Regions from separate parts of the Homo sapiens genome. Here regions 2 and 3 are each linked to region 1. Evidence: chromatin loops called from intact Hi-C (ENCODE). Cell type or tissue: Calu3. All regions are shown on one strand.

Evidence for each region. A loop is a pair of places that touch in the nucleus more often than their neighbours do. Peaks named below come from ENCODE experiments on the same cell type or tissue, not always from the same donor. Only the 100,000 strongest peaks of a DNase experiment are listed, where the experiment ranks them.
Region 2: a loop joins it to region 1, with 7 times the contacts of the local background. A loop is called at or near these places in 13 of 110 quality-filtered maps.
Region 3: a loop joins it to region 1, with 15 times the contacts of the local background. A loop is called at or near these places in 17 of 110 quality-filtered maps.

Annotation. Positions count from the first base shown.
Region 1 is chr12:82,379,975-82,387,974 of GRCh38, forward strand. METTL25 (methyltransferase like 25) reads left to right here. Exons shown (of 12, transcript NM_032230.3): 2 at 6,829-6,993. Among named protein-coding and RNA genes, the nearest start is that of METTL25, 25 kb to the left of the region's middle. In Calu3, no CTCF peak of the experiment used is centred here; a DNase peak (open chromatin) is centred at 4,147.
Region 2 is chr12:82,520,326-82,528,325 of GRCh38, forward strand. No RefSeq gene overlaps it. Among named protein-coding and RNA genes, the nearest start is that of TMTC2, 160 kb to the right of the region's middle. In Calu3, a CTCF peak has its summit at 7,026 (motif pointing right); a DNase peak (open chromatin) is centred at 7,066.
Region 3 is chr12:82,623,272-82,631,271 of GRCh38, forward strand. It overlaps LOC107984487 (a long non-coding RNA gene), which reads left to right. Exons shown (of 3, transcript XR_001749145.1): 3 at 3,242-3,386. Among named protein-coding and RNA genes, the nearest start is that of TMTC2, 60 kb to the right of the region's middle. In Calu3, a CTCF peak has its summit at 4,782 (motif pointing left); no DNase peak of the experiment used is centred here.

The DNA.
Region 1 (8,000 bases):
GCCTGTAAGATGTTCTGGCCTTAAATATTTGAGGTTTTAAAAATTCTATATTCCAATAAATTTGGAAAGTTGATCCAATTGTTAGGACACTCAGTAACTTAATTTGGACTTAATGGTTTAAGGGTTGCCTATTTATGTTCTAGGCTGCGTGTTAGGAATATATATTAAAATATAGTTAATTGTTCCCCTCTATGTTTCCATGTGTTCTCATCATTTATTTCCCACTTATGAGTGAGAACGTTTGGTATTTGCTTTTCTGTTCTTGCATTACTTTGCCAAGGATAATGACCTCCAGCTCCATCCATATCCCTGCAAAGGATATGATCTCATTATTTTTTATGGTTGCGTAGTATTCCATGGTATATGTAATCTGTACAGTAAACCCTCATGACAAAAGTTTACCTATGTAACAAACCTGCACATGCATCCCGACCTTAAAAGTTTATATATGTATGTGTATGTATATATATATATGTAGTTAAGTACATAATTGTATGTGTGTATATGAATGTACATGTATATGTGTATATATGTATTTGTTTATGTGTGTGAATTACATAAAACAACCCTATGAAATAGATATTGTTCCCCATTTTATAGATGAAGAAATTGAGTCTTAGAGCAGGTAAATAAATTGCTCATGGCCACAGGGATAGACATTCTGAGAACCAGAATTCAAACCCTAGTTCTTCCTCGTTCATTCATTGAGTACCTTCTATGTGCTGTACATTATTCTAGGTTCTGAGGATACAGCAGTGAATAAAAATTCTTGTCTTCTTGGATCTTGCTTACTATACCAGATGGTGATAAGTGCTTTAAAAAATTAATAAAGACTCAGAGGGTGATGAGAGTTCAGTGGGATTGCAATTTTTAACAAGACTGTCAGAGAAGTTTTCACCGAAATGGTAACATTTGAGCAAACACCTGAAAGAAGAGTGAGCCATGAAAATTCATGAGGGAAGGTGGTCTCAGACAGAGGTAAAAACAAGTGCAAAGGCCTGAGTAAGCTCATTCCATGTGGCATCCAATAGAATTCTAACTGGGAGTTGCTGAACCCCCTTCAATCCATATTGAACATTTGTTGTCTGCATACACTATAAATAGTAAAACACTAAGTCTCATAGACAATCGTAAGTTATAACAAAGTAGCTTTATTCAAGTTTAGTTTTTAACTTATACATGGTAGGTACCCCTGAATTGTTTATTTTTTATTTAGCAAATCAATTTCTAAATTTCTATTTCTTTGCATATTTTTGTTTTCCCTCAAATTAAACTGTGAAGAGTCTGTTAGAGTTAAAATACTGTGGTTACATTTTTCTATTTTTACATTTAATTTCATTTTTATAAGTAATGTAGTTAAGTGTGAAACTGCTTTAGGAATGGTTAAATGCACTTTATACATTCAATGTGATGTTAATATTGGTACAAGAAGGACATGCATGTCAATATCTTGTTAATTTTATTCCTTCTAAGAGCATGGTTTGCATGTTTATATAACATTTTTTCACTTCATATGCAACTATAAAGTGAGCTGAAATAGCTTAGGCAAAATGTTTTCTAGCACATAATTGGATGATATAAATTAATTTCTTTTGAAAGCGATAGTATATATTCTATTTTCTTCCCTTGGTACAGTATAGGATTATGAACAGACTCAAAACATTCGGAAAACTTAACTCATCCCATCTTTAATTTTCAAAGTTCAATAAGACAGACTTTAGCTTTCGGTTAAGCTGTATTAAACAATTACCAAAGATTTAAGTCAAAAGTCAACTGCTGTGGAAGGCAAAGCCTTAAAATGTTTAAGTTTGCATTGAATAAAAGTAAATTTCCATTTTAGAAAACATGTTCAATTCAACTCAACCTATTGAGCATTGTCTATCAGAGTTTTATTGATAAGGGAGAAAAATCAACTATGAAGCTATGGCAGTAGTACTGGAGAGCATTAACAAGGTTTGAAATACAGTAGTGATGTGGGAGGGGGTTTTCAAATGAAGGACATTTTTACATCAGAGTTGATGGGTGGCTTAGCATGTGGATTGATGGCACAAGAAGCATTTCAGGTAATGTAAAGGCTTTTAGCTTTGCCAGTGGGTGAGTGATAAGGCTATTAAACAAGTTAGAAAATAGAACAAGGGAAAGGTTTTGGGAGCATGAAAATGTTCAGTTGAGTTTTGAACCTTTTGAATTGAAGACATCTGTAGGACATTTATGCAGGAATGAATACAAAATACTTCTGTGTCATTGTGAAGATTATAATTAAGAGGACACTGTTGATTTCTTCTTGAAACTCTGGGCCATGAGACAGATCTAGGCTGTGTGATAATGATGTTAGTGACCTTTTCCCAACCCTGTAACAACAAAATCTCAAATTTAGTACATAATTGCGTTTTACTTTATGTCACATTCTAAATGTTTTAAATCACCTTTTTCTCATCCTGAGATTATAAACATTCCCTGGGCTATTGAAGTCCTTGTAGTGGCCTCAGTGATTGCTATTACCATGGAGCCTTAGGAGAATTTATTTTCCTTTTATAGTTGATGATGCTACAAACTGTACTGAGGGATTGCTGTCATTCATGCAATTCATTCATGCCTTGTGCAAAGTATTGTTGCTTTACAACTGGGCATAAAGCATAGGTTTACTTTGTTTCAGCAAATAGATATCATAATAAGATTTTACAAAGATATTTCTTTTTCAGAGACATTAATTATTTTATATGTAAAATGACTTTTTAATTTCTTAAAACTTTTTTTTTGACTCAGGGTCTTGCTCTGTTGCCCAGGCTGGAGTGCAGTGTCATGATGAGGGTTCACTACAGCTTCGACTTTGCAGGCTCAAGCAATCCTAAGCTCCTCAAGTAGCTGGGACTACAGGTATATGCCACTGTACCCAGCTAATTTTTTAAAATTTTAGTAGAAATGAGGTCTTGCTATGTTGCCCAGGCTGATCTCAAACTCCTGAGCTCAGGCAATCCTCATGTCTCAGCCTTCCAAAGTGCTGGGATTACAGGTATGAGCCACTATGCCCAGCTAATTTCTTGAAACCTTAAAATTACTTTTTGTGGAGAGGGAGGTGTAGAGGGGAGTGAAGAAAGTGAAATAATTAATAAAATATAGTATCTTAGGATATCACTGTATATTGATCTCTGCCAGAGGGAATACTTGCCAGACTTGATTCTGAGAGTCAGGTCTCCCTAATGCTTTTCTTTCTTTTTGAGACGGAGTCTTGGTCTGTCACCCAGGCTGGAGTGCAGTGGCGCGTTCTCGGCTCACTGCAACCTCTGCCTCCTGGGTTCAAGTGATTCTCCTGTCTCAGCCTCCCAAGTAGCTGGGACAATGCTTTTCTTTACTGCTGTCCTGCTTGATTTTCTTTGTTTGTCCACTGTACTTAACAACTGTGGCATGCTAATGGAATGTGGGAATTAAGACCAAGGTCTTAATTCATACTACCTTGGATTCATCCACCTAGTGTCTGTACAAACTTTGATACATTACAGCCTTCCTACGTCTCAGTTGTTTCCTCTGTAAATGAGGATAAGAGCATTATGTCTACTTATAAAACTGTCACATGAAAGGTAAAGTGCTTAGCACAGTGCCTGGCACATAGTATACATACAGTAAATGTTAGAATAATAGGGATGAATTATTGTAAGACCTAACAGTACTCTGTTTTCCTTAAAGTGCTGTATAACATTCAAGTAGGATGACAGACATTTATTTTTATTTACTAATTATAAATATTATACATTCAGTGATTGTTTTACTTTATTTTTATTTTTAAAATATTATATGTTTTTCTGCCTTGAGATTTTTATAATCCAAGGTGTATATATATGACTCTTCTATCTTTGTCCTTGTACACTGGTCCCTTGTATACAAACAAACAATTGAAAAAAATAAACTGAGATATATCCTGGTCTCATATTTGTAGAAAATAATCTCTCCTGCCTCTTTCCTTCCCTTCTTCCCTTATGACCAATTAGCCTATCTTTTAAGAACCCATCTTATAACTTGTCTTATCAGAAACCTCTGTGGACTAGTGGTATGGGGTACATAAAAAGTAAGAGTAAGTAAAGATGATAAGTAAAGCATGTATAAAGCAGAACAGGGACTTCCAGTAGAGGGAGATGTAGGCCAAACAATCAAGCCATATAATATGCAGGTGCGATAGGCAGCAAATTTAAAGTTTTCCCTTCATAAAAAATCTAAGTACTAATTAATTTACTAAATATAAGTTAAGTAACACTGGAATTTCTGTTTTGCTGGTTGCCAAATCCAAAGCGATTATACAAGTACCTAGGGAAGAACTGTGAGGAATATATGTATGTATTGCTATTGTCCCATAACTTTCTCACATAACTGTTTCAGAGATGGAATGAAGACTAGATCATAAACAGCTCTCTCTCTCTCTCTCTCTCTGTCTTCCTCCCTCCCTCCCCCCTCCCTCTCTCTGAATCTTTAAAAATAGCAAGTAATGGAAGTTACAGGCTGGATAACTTGAAAACAAATAAAGTACAGCAGCTATATTTCCATAATTCAAAAATATTTTTTCATGGAGTTCTAGACTATCTGAGTAAAACTAGGGTTAGACCAAAATACCATAAACTGTTAGACTGAATTAGAAAACTACCCTTTTTTAAAAAAAAATATTGTTGTAAAGATAATATTGTAACTCAGATCTTTAAATTTCTGAAATTGCTGAGACCTGTACTTAAAGGAAATTAACAGCATTTAATTCATGTTGGATTGGATTTTTTTCAAGTTTTTTCTGTAGGATAGTTAAGTTGATTTTAACGTTTACATTTCCAACAGAAATATCACAATTCTTTCTTTTGGCAACATTGTCCAATAGCTAACTATTATAATGGTCCCTTTGCACTTGGAGATTTAATACTCTTATTCTATCACACTCTACAAAATTGCTGCCTTGGAGCTTGGGGATGTTGAGACTCCCCTTAAACCTGAGAATTTCACTTAATAGTTGACTGAGTTTTCCAGTTTGTATCATGGCTAAATATTTTGATGTGGATTTTATTACTTTTGGCTGAGTTAGTAAATTCAGTTTATAAAATATCCATAGAAATTTACATCATTCACAACATATATCTTAAATTAATTTACTCTAGTAATTTTAATTTATGTTTAGTTGATTCAGAAATGGAAGGTATATATATCTGCTGATTTTATTCATATTAATGAATTTGGTAAACATTACCACCACCAGCTTAATAGATATTAGCTTAAATATGTAGTTTTTATTTAGAATTCTACAAACCCTCATCACTTATCTTACTTATCTTGCTTTAAGTTTTGTCAGGTAACATCACTATTTTTTGTGTTTAAGAATTTTTTTTAATTTAATAAGTAACTACAGAAGATTAGCTATGCTGGAGAAGACTTCATAGCCTATAGTATGGATTTTTTTGGTAGAACTAAACTTCTTCCCTAGATTGCAGCATGGTTTCATGAGGTGAACGTTTTGCATACTTCATTTAAGCCTTTAAGATGTGTGTTTTTTTGAATTATTCAAAATTAATTTTCAATGAATGGGCCTGATTGGACTTTCCCGTCTATTGAGCTCCTTTGAACCACTACAGACAAATTGGAAGGCTTTCTTTTAACTCTTTTAAATAAATTAACTTGCCTTAAAAATGGCCATAGAACAATGAGATTGAACTAATCTGTCAGTGTGCCTATGTGCATCCATCATAATAAGCAGGGGTGTGCTGCAGTAATAAACTTAAAACTCACTTACTGAAAGGAATGAAATTTAATTTTAATATATGCTTTGTGTTCATTGTAGTTTGATAGTAATGCTGTCCTTGCTGTAGTCACTAAAGGATTCAGGCTGAGGAATGTTCCGTCTTGACACATGCTTTGATTACAGAGCTGAGACAAAAAAGAGTACTGAATCTTCTGACACTCTTAAAACTTCTTCCTGAAAATGGTATGGTTCACCTTGGCAAGATACAGCCACACCTGAGTTCAACAAGGTTCATGATCCTCCTACAGAGAAGGGCACTAGATATTTGCAAATAGCACAACAGTTTATCATTCTAGTCTAAATTAGTGAGTATTTGGAAACTGCTGACATTTACACACTAAGCTTATAGAAAGTCTGGTTTAAAACTGGCCATGGGAAGAAAATGAGTTGTTTTCACCAGGTTATAACCTGATTCGTTTTGGAACTCATATTGACAGTGCATTGAGCACGTGCACCCCGCCCCCCTGCCACAAGTCTGCATCATCCAAATGATGCAGGAACTGTTTTGCAGGGACATTTATATACCACTGGGGATATTACCATTGTTCCTCATGCACTGTGGACAAGGAGTAACAGTGTTGCCCGGGCTGACTACCTTTAAATGCACAGTTATAGGCCAGCCAGGACAGTTCGTAAATTTAATAAATACATCACTATTCAGATTTTAACCAACCTACCTTCCTTCCTTCCTCCCTCCCTCCCTCCCTCCCTCCCTCTCTCTCTCCCTTCCTCCCTCCCTCCTTTCCTTCCTCCCTCCCTTCCTTCCTCCCTTTTCTCTCTCTCTGTCTCTGTCTCTTTCTTTCCATAAAAAAGGCCTGATTGTAATTTGGAGTTTCAATTTTTAATTGCATAAAATATTAAGAGAAAACTGGGTGTTCCATATAGCTAATCGTTTAAATAGTAAATATAAATGGAGCCATTAGATATATTGCCAAAATTCACAACAAAATGAAAATATTGGCATTTGTTATACAAATTAAGTGTTCATTTGTTGTTTATTAATATCACACTAATTAACCATTAATTATTGCTGAAGACTTTTTCTGTCTTCACTTTTTTAGGTATGACTGATTTTCCCAAAATATTTTGTGAAACTTCTCAGAAGTTGGTGAGTGTGGAAGCCTTTGCTCTGGCTGCGAAATACTATTCTGTACAAAACTTGGGAATATGTACTCCTTTTGAACAGTTGCTTGTAGCCCTTCGAGGAAATCAAAACCAGAGAATTGGTATGTCTATTTATGTGTGTGTATGTGTGCTTTTTAGGTACTTAGAAGCAATACTTTGTTCATATATGTGTATCTTTCCAAAATATTATTAATTTATTGTTAGACCTTAATATATAAGCCCTGACAAATTAACTATTGTTTAGAAGTGTAGGTTTTCCCCTTGTACTATATTAAACAGAACAACTTGTAGATGTCCACATTTTTTTCTTGTAACTTCTTGTAACTCTTGTAACTTCTACTGCAGATAGTTCCTGCCCCTCAAACACAGATCACAGTGAGCTACTACAAATTCCAAAATCTACATTATTTTTGTTGCAGCAGGCTAATGTTCTCTATGGGAAGAGGGTGGGAAGAGTGGAAGGGGACATTTGGGGATGTGGGGAGAAGCATGAGTGTCAGAAAGTGGGGATGGTACAAATTAAAAAAACAAATATGATAATGTGGTAGATTAAAACTCAGCCATATCTATAATAATATTCAATGTAAATTGTTTCTACATGCCAATTAAAAGGCAGAGATCAGAAGGCTGTGGTTAAAAAAAAAAACTCAGATTCTTTTATCTTACACAAACCTCTTTCATATCTCTTATTTGATCCTTATTTTTCCCCACCTTTTTATTTTGAAAATTTCCAAACCTACAGAAAAGTTACAAGAATAGTACAATAGACCCTGTATACTTTTCACCTAGATTCACCATGTGTTCACATTTTGCCACATTTGTTGTAGTTCTCTTCTACACACACACGCGCACACACACACACACACTCTTTTTCTGAATCTTTTGAACATAAGTTATAGATATTTTAGCATTTTACTCTCAAATACTTCACTCTGTATCTCAAAATAACAAGGGCATTTTCCTACACATCTCATAGTTTATTGGCACACTCAGGAGTTTAACTCTGATACAGTAATATTGTGTAATAAGCAGTCTCTATTCAAGTTTCTTTACTTTTTCCAAGAATATCTTTTAGAGCCATTTTTTTTTCTTCATGCAGGAATTAGTC
Region 2 (8,000 bases), 140 kb after region 1:
ATTTTTAGAACAGCAACTCCTTCATATAAGAAAAGTCAATTGCAACCATACTGCTTATATTTAACTTATTTAAAGAATGTGAAATTTATCAATGTCTAATAAAAATTAAAATGTTCACAACTTATACAGTAATTCATTTTGGGAGTATATGCCTTGGTGAAATCCACTCAGAATACACAAGAATCAACATATCCAAGGATGTTCATTGAAGAATAATTTTCCTGTTCAAATTTTTTATCAGTGGCTTAAAAGAGGAATTAAAAGAATTCCTACAAACTATCAAAGGTAAAAGATGGGATAGAGAAAAAAATAACTATAAAAATTAGGCTGAGTGCAGTGGTCCATGCCTGTAATCTCAGCACTTTGGGAGGCCAAGGTGAAGGATTGTTTGAGCCCAAGAGTTTGAGACCATCCTGGGCAACAAGTGAGACCCTGTCTCTACAATTTTTTTTAAACTAGCCAGATGTGGTAGCATGTACCTGTAGTTCCAGTTACTCAGGAGGCTAAGGTGGGAGGATTCCTTGAGCCCAGAAGGTTAAGGCTTCAATGAGCTGAGATCATACCACTGCACTGTAGCCTAGGTGACACAGCGAGATCCTGTCTCTAAAATAAAAAGTAAATAATACATAAATACAAAAATAAATATCAGTTTTTCTGAATCAGAAAGGGGATTCCAAATATTTGTAAAAGCCTGGAACAGTAGAATAAAACCAACAAAATAGAGTCAAAAATGATACATTTTTTTCTTTTATTTTTCAATAACCAACTGTATAAGTACAGGAGGAGCAAGACTTGACTTGTGGGATTTTTCTTATAAAAATAACTTGATAGGTTTGAGTTGAACACAAACCTAATATACGTGTTATGACAGCTGAATGGGCTCAGCTCTTAGGTTACATGTGGGCCTTGTGTCCAACTAAGGAAGATGTAACTGTCTTCCAATACTATGTAGAAGACAGATAACACTGAAAACCATAGAATGTCAGTTAAGCATGAGATATATTCTTCTGGGGAGTAAAAGATGAACAAATTGATAAAAATTATATGAATATGGATTTTGTTTTAGTTTAAGAAATAACTTTCTGGCATCTGTAGGTTTCCAATAGTTTAGAGAAGTAGTAAGTTACTACTTAAAGTTATCAAGAAGAAACTTGATGGTTGTCTATTCTATATTTGGTGAGAGATTTTAAATATTTTAAATTTTCTTAATTTTTTTCATTCAAAATTTTTATTTTTTAGGTAAGAACATAGGCCTGCAGATTAAAGAAGAAAGAATACCAATAGCTTTGAGAAAATACTACATTCAAGGTTCTTCATCTAATTAATCTTAATTAGAAACCATGGGACAAAGCAAAAGGAATATCCCCACTGAGAAGTACTAAAGGTGAAGAGAGAGATAAAAAATGGTTATTTTAAAATTTTATCCCATCCTGGCCGGGCATGGTGGCTCACGCCTGTAATCCCAGCACTTTGGGAGGCCAAGGTGGGCAGATCACGAAGTCAGGAGATGGAGACCATCCTGACTAACATGGTGAAACCCCATCTCTACTAAAAATACAAAAAGTTAGCCAGGCATGGTGGCGAGTGCCTGTAGTCCCAGCTACTCAGGAGGCTGAGGCAGGAGAATGGCATGAACCCAGGAGGCGGAGCTTGCAGTGAGCCGAGATCACACCACTGCACTCCAGCCTGGGCAACAGAGTGAGACTCTGTCTCAAAAAAAAAAAAAAAAAATTATCCCATCCTGTACAAGTAAGTGCAGGATGAGGAAGACTTGACTTGTGAGGATACTTCCTATGAAAATAACTTGAGGGGTCCGAGTTGCCCGCAAATCTAATATAACATGCATTATAGAAAACTATTACAAAATAGCCTATTTTTGTCCCTTTTTCTCTTTAGTAAAGTGCGGTGGAGCTATTCTTTTCCCTATTTGGATGAAATCTTGAGCCAGCCTCTAACATCACTGGTTATACTTAGATGGTAGCCCTGCAGTCACTTTAAATCACAAACACAATCTAATTTATAATGTAAAACATCCATGATTGTGTTATAATCAAAAGTTTGAGCCTGATTTAAAGTGGAAACACTCCTGCCTCCTCACTTCCATTGGCCAGAGCCTGTCTTTGTTAAGCTGTTTGCAGTGGGAGAGAGCCAGAAAAGAAAGAAGGGTCATGGAAAGACGTAAGGTACAAAGGACATTTCTCCCCGATGGGTACTTTCGTAAGACGGTGATATATTCTCCAGGGAGCTACTGAAGGAGTGGAGCAGTTATTTGATGCTGACATGTTCTCTCATGGGATCCTTTTAATTTCTGGGAACTCCCTCAAGACTTTCCAATGGTAACTCCCTTTTCATGGGCAGGCCTTTAGCATTGGTGGGTCTCCATCGTCCTCCCCAGCATTCCTGCCCTGGCTGGTATAGTCGCTGTATCTGCAGTCTCCTTTCCCTGGCAGACCATGCACTTGAGGGGATCCCTTTAAGAACAACTCCAGGTTGACATCACAACCAGTTCTAGCCCCTGAGATCCAATTACCTTTAACCTGCTATTGGACAAGACAGGTGCAGTCACTTCTCAGGAGCAGCTCTCAGCTCTGTTGTTATCAGCTGTTTTACTTGTTCAATCCTGAGGTAGGGCTCAGTCCACAGGCCCAGGAACACCTGTTATACTCTCAGTGCTCTTGCCAAGCCCCTCTCACCTGACCTAGCACTGGCAGACAGCACCACTACACCCCTCCAGCTGTCAACTAAGAAAGTCTTTTGATAAATCCTCCCCAAATCCCACTCTTCTGGTCCTTTCATATCCCTGCTCTGGGTAAAAGACAGCTGGGGATGGGGCTCATGAGAGCAACGGACCCAAATATTTTCTTTGTAAATTTCATTTTGAGCGTCTGTTATATCCAATATCCATCATATCTTGGTGCCATGGTCAAGAATTCCAATTAAACATCCTTTATACTCATATTGATTCCTATTATAGTCCTCTTAACCACCTATTTGATAGGCCTTAATAGCCACATTTTACAGATAGGAAAACTGAGGCACAGAGAGATTAAATATTTGCCCAAAGCGTGGCCATACAGCTTGTAAATTTGAGACATGATACGAATCCAGAATCTTTTCTCCAGACTGTGCATCATATTGTTTGGATTAGCTGGTTTCATTGTATAGAAGAATCAATCTATCTATTACTTTTCCTTGAGAAAAGGGAGGGTAAAGCCAGTGTGGGGAGGGTGTTGCTGCTGTTCAACTGGAACCAAACATAATATTAAAATCCTTGGGTTTTAGTCAATGGCTACTTAAAAGCTCTCCCTTGTAGATTGTTATATCCTTTTGTGAGCAGAAGGAAAGCAGCTACATTTGTATGTCATTCTGCCAATTTATCTGTTATATTTATATGACACATAAAGTATAATAATTAACATTTGGTGAGCATTCACTAAGTGCCATGCATTATTCTTGCCATGCATTAATCTGTTTTATCCAAATTCTTTCACTCTTTCCTCTTAACAACAGTAAGACAGTTTGTGTTGTTGTTTTCTCATCTTAAAGATAAAGAAGGAGGTCCCAGGAAAAACACTGGGAGAAAACACCAAAGACAGAAGAGCAGCATTCCTCTTTCTGTTCCACAATTTACTGGTACACAGAGTTTGCTAGACCAGTCACATAACTCCTTAGGGCCATATTTTCCTCATCTGTAAAACGGGAAAAATAATAACAGTCTTCTTTGCTTTGCAGGATCCTTGTGAGAGTCAAATGAGACAACAAGTGGGTACGTACTGCCCATATTCAAGCAAATATTATCACTGTGCTATTCCTGAGACGACCATCCCATGAAAGGTTAATCTAAAACTTGCAGCTAAAACTACAAGTTAATCTTTAGCTGAGTGCCACATGACAAGGACCTCAGAAATGCTGTCCAACAGAGAGCAGCTAGTATACACACCAGAGGAGAGACTGTTTCCTAAAAATCACTTAAACAGAAGAAAAGCAACTTTAGAATTAAAAAAGAGAAACTCAAAAATAGTTCTGCATTGCTGAGACAGAGCCAAGTTGGGGAACCTTTGGGAAACTTTTGTTTCTCTTGAGAACTGTTTGAAAATGAGAGCCAGGTTGGGGGAAAAGGATAAGGCCACAAAAGACGAGCAGAGAGAGAAAAAAACACGAATTTGGGGAAAGCTAGCGTAAGAATACAGAAAAGTATTTTTTAAATCCACTCAAAAACTGACCAGAGATTTCAAGATATGATTGAATGTTTGCAAAATGCCCCATCTGCTTCATTCCACAGTCTAGAAGAGAAATAATGGAAACTTTCTTCTCTTTTCCAACAAGACATAACAAAAGCAGAGCTGATGTAATTAATGAAAAAAAGATGGCTATTTGAAATAGTGAAGGCTCTGAATAACAGAATGGAATGGAAATGAAGTCCACATTTAGGGACAATTCATTATTTATCTGCTGTACTTTTTATGCACACCGTGTTCTGCTAATTCTCTCTCCAGGGAGAATACCAAACCAGGTTAGTGAGTGATACAAGCATGAGTAGTTAGAAGCTATGATATAAGCAGCGGGCAGATGGAGTTATTCCTTGAATATCAATTAGCATAGTCCATCCAAGTTGAAGACTCTGACAATTGAATACTTCAACTTAATGGATCTGTTTTCAAATTCCCTTTAATGGCCCTTCTGTGACCATAATATCTACTTTTCCAGACATCCTAAGTAGAAACCATTATGGACAATATATGTAGAATTCTCTAAGGATAGCATATGGAGGGGAGAATGTGAGTTGCCAAATTTAGCAGCTCTAGAGAGAATGTTTTTGAATTAAACCTGAATCTATGGGGATTACAGTTCATTTATGACTGACAAAACATATCTTCCCAATTCTGAAAGATAAATCCCACTGATATACACGTGGATTTCACAGGGTTTCTCAAAAACTATAAGGAAAAAAAAAATCCTTTCCACAAAATGCAGTTCTATAACTATTTTGGAATTATGGTAAGTCACATGTTCTTTTTGCAGTTTTCCTCAGGTTAAATGAGGAATTTTCTAAGTACTGTGCCAACTGTACTTACAACCTGAGTAAGCTCAGATCAGAAGATTCATCCCTTACATATTAGAGTAAGATCTTTGTTTTGAAAGAAGAGAGGAAGACTGAAATGCAGTGGCTATGGGCTTTAGGATTTTAAAAATAAGTAAAATTTCAAAAGTATGAGAGATGGGACTGAAAACATTGTCAAGTTTTTCTTTTGCTGAATAAGATCAGTTTTAATTTTAATTTTTTAAATCAATTTTAATATTACTCTATTTTTCTTTTCATAAAGATGATTGACAGTACAAAAGTTTGAAGTTCAAAGTGCAGGTCTTTAAATTTAATGTACTTAGCTTCATGAAAAATTATCTTCATTTATCATAGTGTTCTAATTTCACTGTGGACCAGTGAAAATATTGTGGCAAACCAGCGCTGGTCTGCAGAACCACAACCGAAAACCTCTAGCCTGATTCACTTTGTTAACATGAGCTAGTTCTCTACCCTAAGCAGCCATTAAAATCTAACTCAAAAGCTTCCAATGTCTAACTAAACAGCAAATACCTGTAATTTAGGACAAAATGATTAAATCTTTCAGTGAATATTTGCATTTGTTGGAAAATGGTGTTTTATTTTGTACCCATTTAATAAATTCTTTGGAATAAAATTTCATTTTTTTCTTACTACATTCAAGGACCCGGCATAGCTAGGATTTTACCAAGCTTTGAGTAGTTCGTATCGTAAATATTAACATGTTTTGAAACGTTAGCAAGACTTCTAATTTACAAGTGGAGATCACTCTTAATTCCAGCTTTCCTTTTTTTCATTCTGAATGAAAAACCTCTTAAGTATCAGATTTTTTTTTTACAGGTTAAACCAAACCATGAACTCCATGAAACTACTAAGATTCCTTGTTTTGTTGGCTTCGTCTTGAGTTAAATGTCTAATAATAAATGGTCATTGAGCAGACACTTAAGAATCCTTTTATTCAGCGATTTTGATATTTTAAAAAGAGATTGGTCTGTTATGAAAAAAGAACTTAGTTTTATTTTTGCTGGTTGAGCAGCTTTCCACTGAAAATGAAAGGCTAAAAATTTAGTTTTTTCCCTCTACTGAACTTGGAAAACCTAGATTTAGGATACTTACATTCAAGTACACTTTGTTCTTTTTCCTATCCTTTTGAAAATTAATATTAATACTCTGACATTTTTAGGAGAAAGAATTAGTTAAGTCTTCCCTCTGGCAAAACTATCAGGCAATCTTCTCCAGCATTCAATTCCTTAAGGGCATGGAAGGAGGTGTCTTTAATTTTTTTACTCCTTACCCTGTTACTCTGAAACTTAATGCGTGCTTAAATTCCATCCATCTGAATTTAGCCTAAGACCTAAAACAGGTAAAACACACATCAAAATAATTTTGCCCATGTTAAATTAATCTGAATCCTGTAAAGTTAGACTAGGGGAAGTGCTGATGGAGAAAATCACTTTTTTTTTTAACTGATATCACTTCTGGAGTATTTGAATGTTTTTACAACAGGTTTGTGTTTCTTTTGATTATAAGTAAAATCCTACCAAACATTGTTTATTTTTATTTTACTGTGAAATGAATACTTACTATGAGATGTACCCTCTTAGATTTTTAAGTACACAATACCATATTGTTAACTATAGGCACTATGATATACCGAAGGTCTCTAGAATTCATTTACTTTGCATAACTGCAACTTCAGGCATTGCTTTTGAAATCTGAAATACGTGTTCTGATGACTCTATAGCAACCATGATTTTATTCTCAAAAAATAAATACAGATGAGGGTAAAAACCAAAACACATTTCTTGAACTAAAGAAATTATTAAATGTAGACCTTCAAACCGCGTTAAAACCAGCAAGAGTTTGTTATTTTTCTTAAACATTTAATTTTCAATGCATTCTGGTTATTTTCTCCTACGCATCTTAGAGAAGAGGTTATTTGCTGAAATTGTCAATGCGGCTTTGGCTACATTATCTGACAACCAGTAGAGGTCGCCACCTACCACATTGTAGCAAGTCAGGGAGAGGAAAAAAAATTATGAATGTTTGGTTAGTAAAAATGCACAGAGGTCAGAAGTTTTCAATATGAAGCTTTCCTCTTGAAAGCTTTGCATAATTGAACCAATATTCAAGTGAGAGGAAAAAAGAATAAATAAAAATAATGGATCCAAGATGTTGGTGTTACAGAACTTCAAAAAACAGAATTTCTTAGAAATTACATAAAAATTCTTCTAGTTGACTTAGTTAATACAAATTATTCTTCATGTCAAAACATTGGAAAGAAACCTCAAAATGTTATCAAATCTGAACATAATAAAATGTATACATTTGTAAAATGGCATTGTGGTCTCTTTCTACTAGTATGTGTTTGGAACCCCTAAGCATCTCAAATTTTTGGTTTTGACCTCACATATTCTGTGACTTTCATTCTGTGTTTTAATTTTTCTTAATTTATTAGTTGTATCTACTGCACAGTGAAAATTAACCTGTCATAGTGTTAAAGTGGCCTGTGGTTATCACAACTGAAAAGAGCACATTGAAGCTTTAGTATATAATTACTGCTACTTGGTTTCCCAAAAGAAGTTTAAAGTTTAACTTATTTTCTTTAAGTCATAATTAAACTGAGAAGAAAAGACTTCTTTTTTATAGTTTGGAGGGAGAATCTATGTATATCTTGACATAAGAAAATATCTTCCCTTTAGAAGAGGGAATAAACGTATGCTTGATAATTTAGAATGTGCAAATGGGTAGTGATAGGTGATTCAAACAACGGAAGGCTTTTCCAATAAACAAAATGTTTTTAAAAATAGAAATGGTTATTTCAGAAGTTCAGATGGTGAGCTTACCATCACTAGAAATGTTTGCATGGATGGATAATTAGTGAGATGTGGTGAGAATCTTGGTAAGAATGTGTTAGGAATTTGAATACTCAGGTTTGAGG
Region 3 (8,000 bases), 240 kb after region 1:
ATGGGTTTCTCAGCTATGTTTCTGCCAATAAAGCCTGACACAGACTTCACCACCACCCATGGTGGGCATGGTGATATACTGTCCAGTTCCTCCCCAAGGAAGAACTTGCTGCCCAGCTGAGAAAAAGGAAGTCAGCTGCATGAAGACACCTTGCCTGAGTCACACCCTTTCTGTGGACAGTCTGCATTCCATGAAAAAGTAGGAGTCTGAAGGACCCATATAGGACCCTCCAAAGACATTACATGTCCCAGGGCTCTCTGCTGGGTTGGTTCAGGCATTTTCTGGGCCAGTACTACAGTTTGACTTCTCTTTCTGCACAACACTGCTTTCTCGCCTTTCTCTTGTCGTGTGTTGATTCCTTATAATTATCTTGCACCCTAAACTCCATCTTAACATCTGCTTCCTGGGAACCCAGACTTGGACATGTGTAATTATTTTAGAAATAATAAGTTAATGTTTATTTCTTTTTGCCACATGAAGAGAAAAATATGGAGAATAATGCCTGCTTTAATATTAATAATGGGTTTTTTTCTGCAGTGGGTTTTTTTTTTTTTTTTTTTTTGAGATGGAGTCTCGCTCTGTAGCCTGGGCTGAAGTGCAGTGGCGTGATCTTGGCTCACTGCAAGCTCCGCCTCCCGGGTTCACGCCATTCTCCTGCCTCAGCCTCCCCAGTTGCTGGGACTACAGGCGTCCGCCACCACGCCCAGCTAATTTTTTTTCTATGTTTAGTAGAGACGGGGTTTCACAGTGTTAGCCAAGATGGTCTTGATCACCCGACTTCGTGATCCACCAGCCTCGGCCTCCCAAAGTGCTGGGATTACAGGCGTGAGCCACCGCGCCCGGCCTGTAGTGGGATTTTTTAAAACTTTCTTGTATTTTTCTGTTTTGCTTTAATTTTTCAAAAATGACAAGCAAGCATAATTTTTTACCAAGAAATAAAGTCATCGAAAAACAAAAATAATAAATGCAATATTGATAACATGATGGGGTAGGGAAGATAAAGGATGAAGATATAAAAAGGGAATCAGCAGTAGATTTTAAATCAGAATTAAGCTGTATTTATTTCTGAATATAATTGCAACAGGAAGCTTTTTAATATTGCTGTAAGTTCTTCCCAATATTTTTATATCATGTCAGTTTACCTAATACTAAAGTACTTTGAAAAGTTACATACACTGAAACAATTTACCAAAGTGTTAGATAATCACACACACAATGTTGCTATGGATTTGAAGATTTTAAAGTTTGACAAAATAGAAATCATTTCTTTTGTTTATAAATCAAATTTTGCCTGTGTTTGGAGAAGGCTCAGGTTGATAACTAGGCATATTCTACCCGTTGTACCTACTAGTGTTGATTATATTGCACAGCAATAATTTACAGGACCTTATTTATCTCCTACATTTTATGGAACGAGTTTAACAGAAGTAGATATTGGGATTATGTAGAACCTGTAAAAGTTTTCCTTAGACATATCTCAGGTGATCAAAGTGTTAGGATCGTTATGATCATGTGTGATAACTGGTAGTGAAAGGGGCTTTGAGGCCATGATCATGGTTTCAGTAGCATTCTTGTGCCCTGGATTTCCAGAATCTTCGCAGATTGGTGTAGTCTCAATCCACTAGGATCTATGTTCAGTATAACGTCTTCTGAGTAGCTCTACATTTGCCAAGCCATACATCGCCATTGGCAAATAAAATCCTTTGGTCTTAGATGGGAGTAAGAAGTGAAAATATCTCCTCAGTGCTATAGTACAGAACTCCAGAGATAGTCATGTAAACAAGCCATCATCCAAACTTTTCTTTCCCCTTTCTTCACAGATATAATTATCAATGTAACCTTTCCCCTCTCTATAGAATGTCAAGGGCCATTTATAAATCAGATTCCCTCATGATGAAAACTTCTGTTCAAAACAACAAGAAACCAAAAAAAAAAAAAAACAAACTTGTTCAAAATAACAGTTGATACATGGACATTCCTACTACAAATAAAGAATGTAAGTCATTCTTCATCTTCATTGTTATAGAATTTTTAGCTGCTCATTAAAAACAGGCCAAGTTAGAAATTAAAGAAGACAAAACTAAATCTCACTAATTGAAATGGATAGCCCAGGGCAAGCATCCATGGTTAGAAACAGTTCACCTAAAAGCAGGATTTGTTAGTGTCTCACTGTAGCCGCATTCGCCAGGCTACAGCATTTATGGAACAGCTTCCTATCCTTACAAAAGTTAGAGCCAAAATGTGCCTGGTGAGAGGGAATAGCAATAGCTCCAAGAAGTAGCATTCCAGAGCTCCGGAGTGTGTTTGAGATTTCAATTAAAAGTCCCTACACACAAGTGGATTTCTTCCAAGCACTGCCCTCTGGGCCCTTGTGCTATCCCAAACCAAGATAATGACCAGCCATCTATAGGGCTTTGTTTTCCGGGTGTGTTGTGAGACAATGGCATAATGAATGGCAAACTCAGCTGGTGCCAGAGCTCTGTCACACAAGCCTGGCATTTGGGAATCTGGTGTATTTACTCAGAGCAGCTGTGAAAGTTTGGAAAGACGTTCCAGTTTGAAGATCCATTAACCTCTGTGAAGGGCCACATTTTAGCAGCAACATTTAAGGGATAAATAGGTGTTGAATCCTGTGGAGCCCAAGCCCAGATTCTGCTGGAAAGGAGTTGTGCTAAATAATATTCAAGGTCTCACAGATTCATGTGCTTCAAAGCTCACATTTTGAGAGGTGTTGGTAGTTATTGTGATAATGTTGTTAGAATGATTTTCTAATGCAGCACTTTGTTCTGTTAAATATTTGGAGGAGACATTTTAAAAATGCCCTTCACTTAGTAGGTGCCTGATTTTTATATAAATGAGTGATTAGTTTTATAGTTATTGTGAACTATGATACAAAGACTATGCCCCATTAATTTATATAACAAATACTTATTGGGCACATATTATGCCAAGCAGCACATTGCAAGTCACTACAGATTGGGCAGTAAACAAAACAAAATCCCTGTTATCATATTGTTGCACATAAACTGAAGTGTACTTCTATATTAGTTACAAGCCATGGGTATGTGAAAAATAGAAACTAGGACTTTTAAAATATTACCTAAACCCTTCAATTATTCAGACCCAGCCTATTCTAGCTTTTTCTTCTGGTATTCCAGTCAAACTAGACATTTCAATATAAAAAGTAAATTTCTCCTCTTTTCACTACTGAAATTTTGCGCCTGCTCTTTCTTATTTCCAGAATATCATTATCCTCATCTTTAAATTTTCAAGATTTAGTCATCCATCAAGGCCTTATTGAAAACTGCCTGCTCTGTGTTTACCATCCCAATACCTGAAGCTAAAATGTTGTCATCTTCCTCTGAGCCATTATAGCAACTTGTTTGGACCCATTCTAGGTAAGTTCTACTTATTTGTATATGTCTTTTTACCATTTTCTTCTTCCTATCCTCTCAAACACTTCCAAAACCTCACATGTACATAATCATTGAGACCCAATAGGGGTTGTCTCATTCTTTTCATAGGTATATCAAAATCTTTATGTATTAATCTGAATCCTATGCTGTCTAATCATTATATAAAACTTTAATTATATTAAAATTTTGTGTTATGGTTTGAGCAGGATTTGGGACCCTATATGACCCATTATTTACTATTGTCAGTCAAGATCAATCAAGAAGGCAAAGCCCACATCAGATAGTTTAATAATGGATGTACAAAGAGAAGATCTATAAGAGATAGTGAGGCAGCCTGAATATAGCAATGGCAGGAGGCCCAAGGGAGGAGGTAAGGTTGACAGAGCCCAAAGCCAATGCCTCCTTGTAAGAGGCTGTCCACCAGGAGTTAGGACCACAGAGGGAGTAGCTATCTGATGAAAGTTGGAAATACAGAGACTATGTGGTTATCGCCAGAGTTGCTACCTGAAGTGGAAAGGAAGGAAGGGAAAAAAACCTAGCTTCTTCCTTCGTCCCACACTTCAATCTAGCCAGTTCCTCACATTGGTAGAAAGGAACCAGAAGAAAAAGGCAAGGAAGTGGAGAGTTGGCATGGTACAGTTACCTGCAATACAGAGCAAAACATAGGAAGAATGGATAATGGAAGTTGGAGCAGTTAAATCATCAACACAGTCTGCTTAATCTATAATTGTCTGAAGTGGTTCCTAATTGACAGTGAAGAAGCAAGCTGGCTTCACTTAACCTCACAGAAAACCAAAAACAAACACAGTTCTAAGATTGTCACCAGCAATATCCCAGAACTCAAATATGAGGAGGAGGCAGTTCCAGGGCCACAGAGAAGTGAACAAACTTGAAGGCGATGATAAGAGAAACAGATCTCCACATCCCTGATGCCAATCTGCCTGGCACCAAGCACGTGGAAAACTGTCCTCTGACTCACAATTTCTACACTGGGAAAAGTAAGATCAAGGCGAACAACTAGCTTCTGCACCATCTTGGTTTCCCTGGCAGGAGACCTGTTTCTACCTCCACTCATGAGCGCATCAGGAATGCCTGAAGGGAGAAATATCTCTGAGAGCAAGAGACAAAGCGGGGTGGTGGGAGTATTATTCCCGGCCTGAAAACTCTGCTCTGTCACTTGGCCAAAGGAGATGCCAAATCAGAGTGGCTGTTCAGCAGCACCGCACTGTAGGTGGTTTGTTACACTGGTCCCCACGGCACGAACCCCTAGCCAGCCTTTTCATACTACTGGGATGTTCTCCTTGGTATCTTCTCCATTCCAGACAGGCTGCGATTGTTTACTAGAACTGGGCAAACCTGGACTTAAGGAGCCATCTAGTGATCAAAAGGAGGCAGTAACCTAGTGGAAAAAGGAGAAAAAGAAAAATAATCAACGGGTAAATTAAAAGCAAACATATCAAATAAAAATCAATACAAGCCAGACAGAGAAGACTGGAATAAATAATCCTTCAGTGCAAAGATATAGATATACATCCACAAGAAACAACAAGCAGAGAACCATGACTCCCCAAATGGACAAAGCAAGAAACAATCCTCTGAATCTGAGACAGCAGTATGTGAACTCTCTAAGAATTCAAAATAGCAGTGTTTTTTGTTTTTGTTTTTGTTTTGTTTTTATTATACTTTAAAGTCTTGGGTACATGTGCAGAATGTGCACTTTTGTTACAGGGGTATGCACATGCAATGGTGGTTTGCTGCACCCATCAACCCGTCACCTACATTAGGTATTTCTCCTAATGCTATCCCTCCCCTAGCCTTGCACGCCACAGCAGGCCCCGGTGTGTGATGTTCCCCTTTTGTCTCCATGTGTTCTCATTTTTCACAGCCCACTTATGAGTGAGAACATGCAGTATTTGGTTTTCTGTTCCTCTGTTAGTTTGTTGAGAATGATGGTTTCCAGCTTCATCCATGTCCCTGCAAAGGACATGAACTCATTCTTTTTTATGGCTCCATAGTATTCTATGGTGTACATGCACCACATTTTCTTTATCCAGTCTGTCATTGATGGATATTTGGACGGGTTCCAAGTCTTTGCTACTGTGAATAGTGCCACTATAAACATATGTGTGCCTGTGTCTTTATAGTAGAATGATTTATAATATTTTGGGTATATACCCAGTAATGGGATTGCTCTGTCAAATGGTATTTCTAGTTCTAGATGCTTGAGGAATCGCCACACTGTATTCTGCAATGGTTGAACTAATTTAGACTCCCACCAACAGTGTAAAAGCATTCCCATTTCTCCACATCCTCTCCAGCATCTGTTGTTTCCTGATGTTTTAATGATCGCCATTCTAACTGGTGTGAGATGGTATCTCATTGTGGGTTTTTTTTTGTGTGTACAGATGATTATTTTATTTTATTTTATTTCCTTTTTTTAATTTTATTATTGTTATACTTTAAGTTTTAGGGTACATATGCACAACGTGTAGGATTGTTACATATGTATACATGTGCCATGTTGGTGTCCTGCACCCATTAACTCATCATTTAACATTAGGTATATCTCCTAATGCTATCCCTCCCCCCTCCCCCCACCCCACAACAGTCCCTGGCGTGTGATGTTCCCCTTCCTGTGTCCAAGTGTTCTCATTGTTCAATTCCCACCTATGAGTGAGAATATGCGGTGTTTGGTTTTTTTGTCCTTGCAATAGCTTACTGAGAATGATGGTTTCCAGCCTCATCCATGTCCCTATAAAGGACATGAACTCATCCTTTTTTATAGCTGCATAGCATTCCATGGTATATATGTGCCACATTTTCTGAATCCAGTCTACCATTGTTGGACATTTGGGTTGGTTCCAAGTCTTTGCTATTGTGAATAGTGCCACAATAAACATACGTGTGCATGTGTCTTTATAGCAGCATGATTTATAATCCTTTGGCTTATAAATAATAATAAGCCAAAGGATTATATAATAGGATGGCTGGGTCAAATGGTATTCCCAGTTCTAGATCCCTGAGGAATCGCCACACTGACTTCCACAAGGGTTGAACTAGTTTACAGTCCTACCAACAGTGTAAAAGTGATCCTATTTCTCCACATCCTCTTCAGCACCTGTTGTTTCCTGACTTTTTAATGATCGCCATTCTAACTGGTGTGAGATGGTATCTCACTGTGGTTTTGATTTGCATTTCTCTGATGGCCAGTGATGATCAGCATTTTTTCATGTGTCTTTTGGCTGCATAAATGTCTCCTTTTGCGAAGTGTCTGTTCATATCCTTCACCCACTTTTTGATGGGGTTGTTTGTTTTTTTCTTGTAAATTTGTTTGAGTTCATTGTAGATTCTGGATATTAGCCCTTTGTCAGATGAGTAGGTTGCAAAAATTTTCTCCCATTCTGTAGGTTGCCTGTTCACTCTGATGGTAGTTTCTTTTGCTGTGCAGAAGCTCTTTAGTTTAATTAGATCCCATTTGTCAACTTTGGCTTTTGTTGCCATTGCTTTTGGTGTTTTAGACATGAAGTCCTTGCCCATGCCTATGTCCTGAATGGTATTACCTAGGTTTTCTTCTAGGGTTTTTATGGTTTTAGGTCTAACATGTAAGTCTTTAATCCATCTTGAATTAATTTTTGTATAAGGTGTAAGGAAGGGATCCAGTTTCAGCTTTCTGCATATGGCTAGCCAGTTTTCCCAGCACCATTTGTTAAATAGGGAATCCTTTCCCCATTTCTTGTTTTTGTCAGGTTTGTCAAAGATCAGATAGTTGTAGATATGCGGCATTATTTCTGAGGGCTCTGTTCTGTTCCATTGGTCTATATCTCTGTTTTGGTACCAGTACCATGCTGTTTTGGTTACTGTAGCCTTGTAGTATGGTTTGAAGTCAGGTAGCGTGATGCCTCCAGCTTTGTTCTTTTGGCTTAGGATTGACTTGGCAATGAGGGCTCTTTTTTGGTTCCATATGAACTTTAAAGTAGTTTTTTTCCAATTCTGTGAAGAAAGTCATTGGTAGCTTGATGGGGATGGCATTGAATGTATAAATTACCTTGGGCAGTGTGGCCATTTTCATGATATTGATTCTTCCTACCCATGAGCATGGAATGTTCTTCCATTTGTTTGTATCCTCTTTTATTTCATTGAGCAGTGGTTTCTAGTTCTCCTTGAAGAGGTCCTTCACATCCTTTGTAAGTTGGATTCCTAGGTATTTTATTCTCTTTGAAGCAATTGTGAATGGGAGGTCACTCATGATTTGGCTCTCTGTTTGTCTGTTATTGGTGTATAAGAATGCTTGTGATTTTTGCACATTGATTTTGTATCCTGAGACTTTGCTTAAGTTGCTTATCAGCTTAAGGAGATTTTGGGCTGAGATTATGGGGTTTTCTAGATATACAATCATGTCATCTGCAAACAGGGACAATTTGACTTCCTCTTTTCCTAACTGAATGCCCTTTATTTGCTTCTCCTGCCTGATTGCCCTGGCCAGAACTTCCAACACCATGTTGAATAGGAGTGGTGAGAGAGGGCATCCGTGTCTTGTGCCAGTTTTCAAAAGGAATGCTTCCAGTTTTTGTCCATTCAGTATGA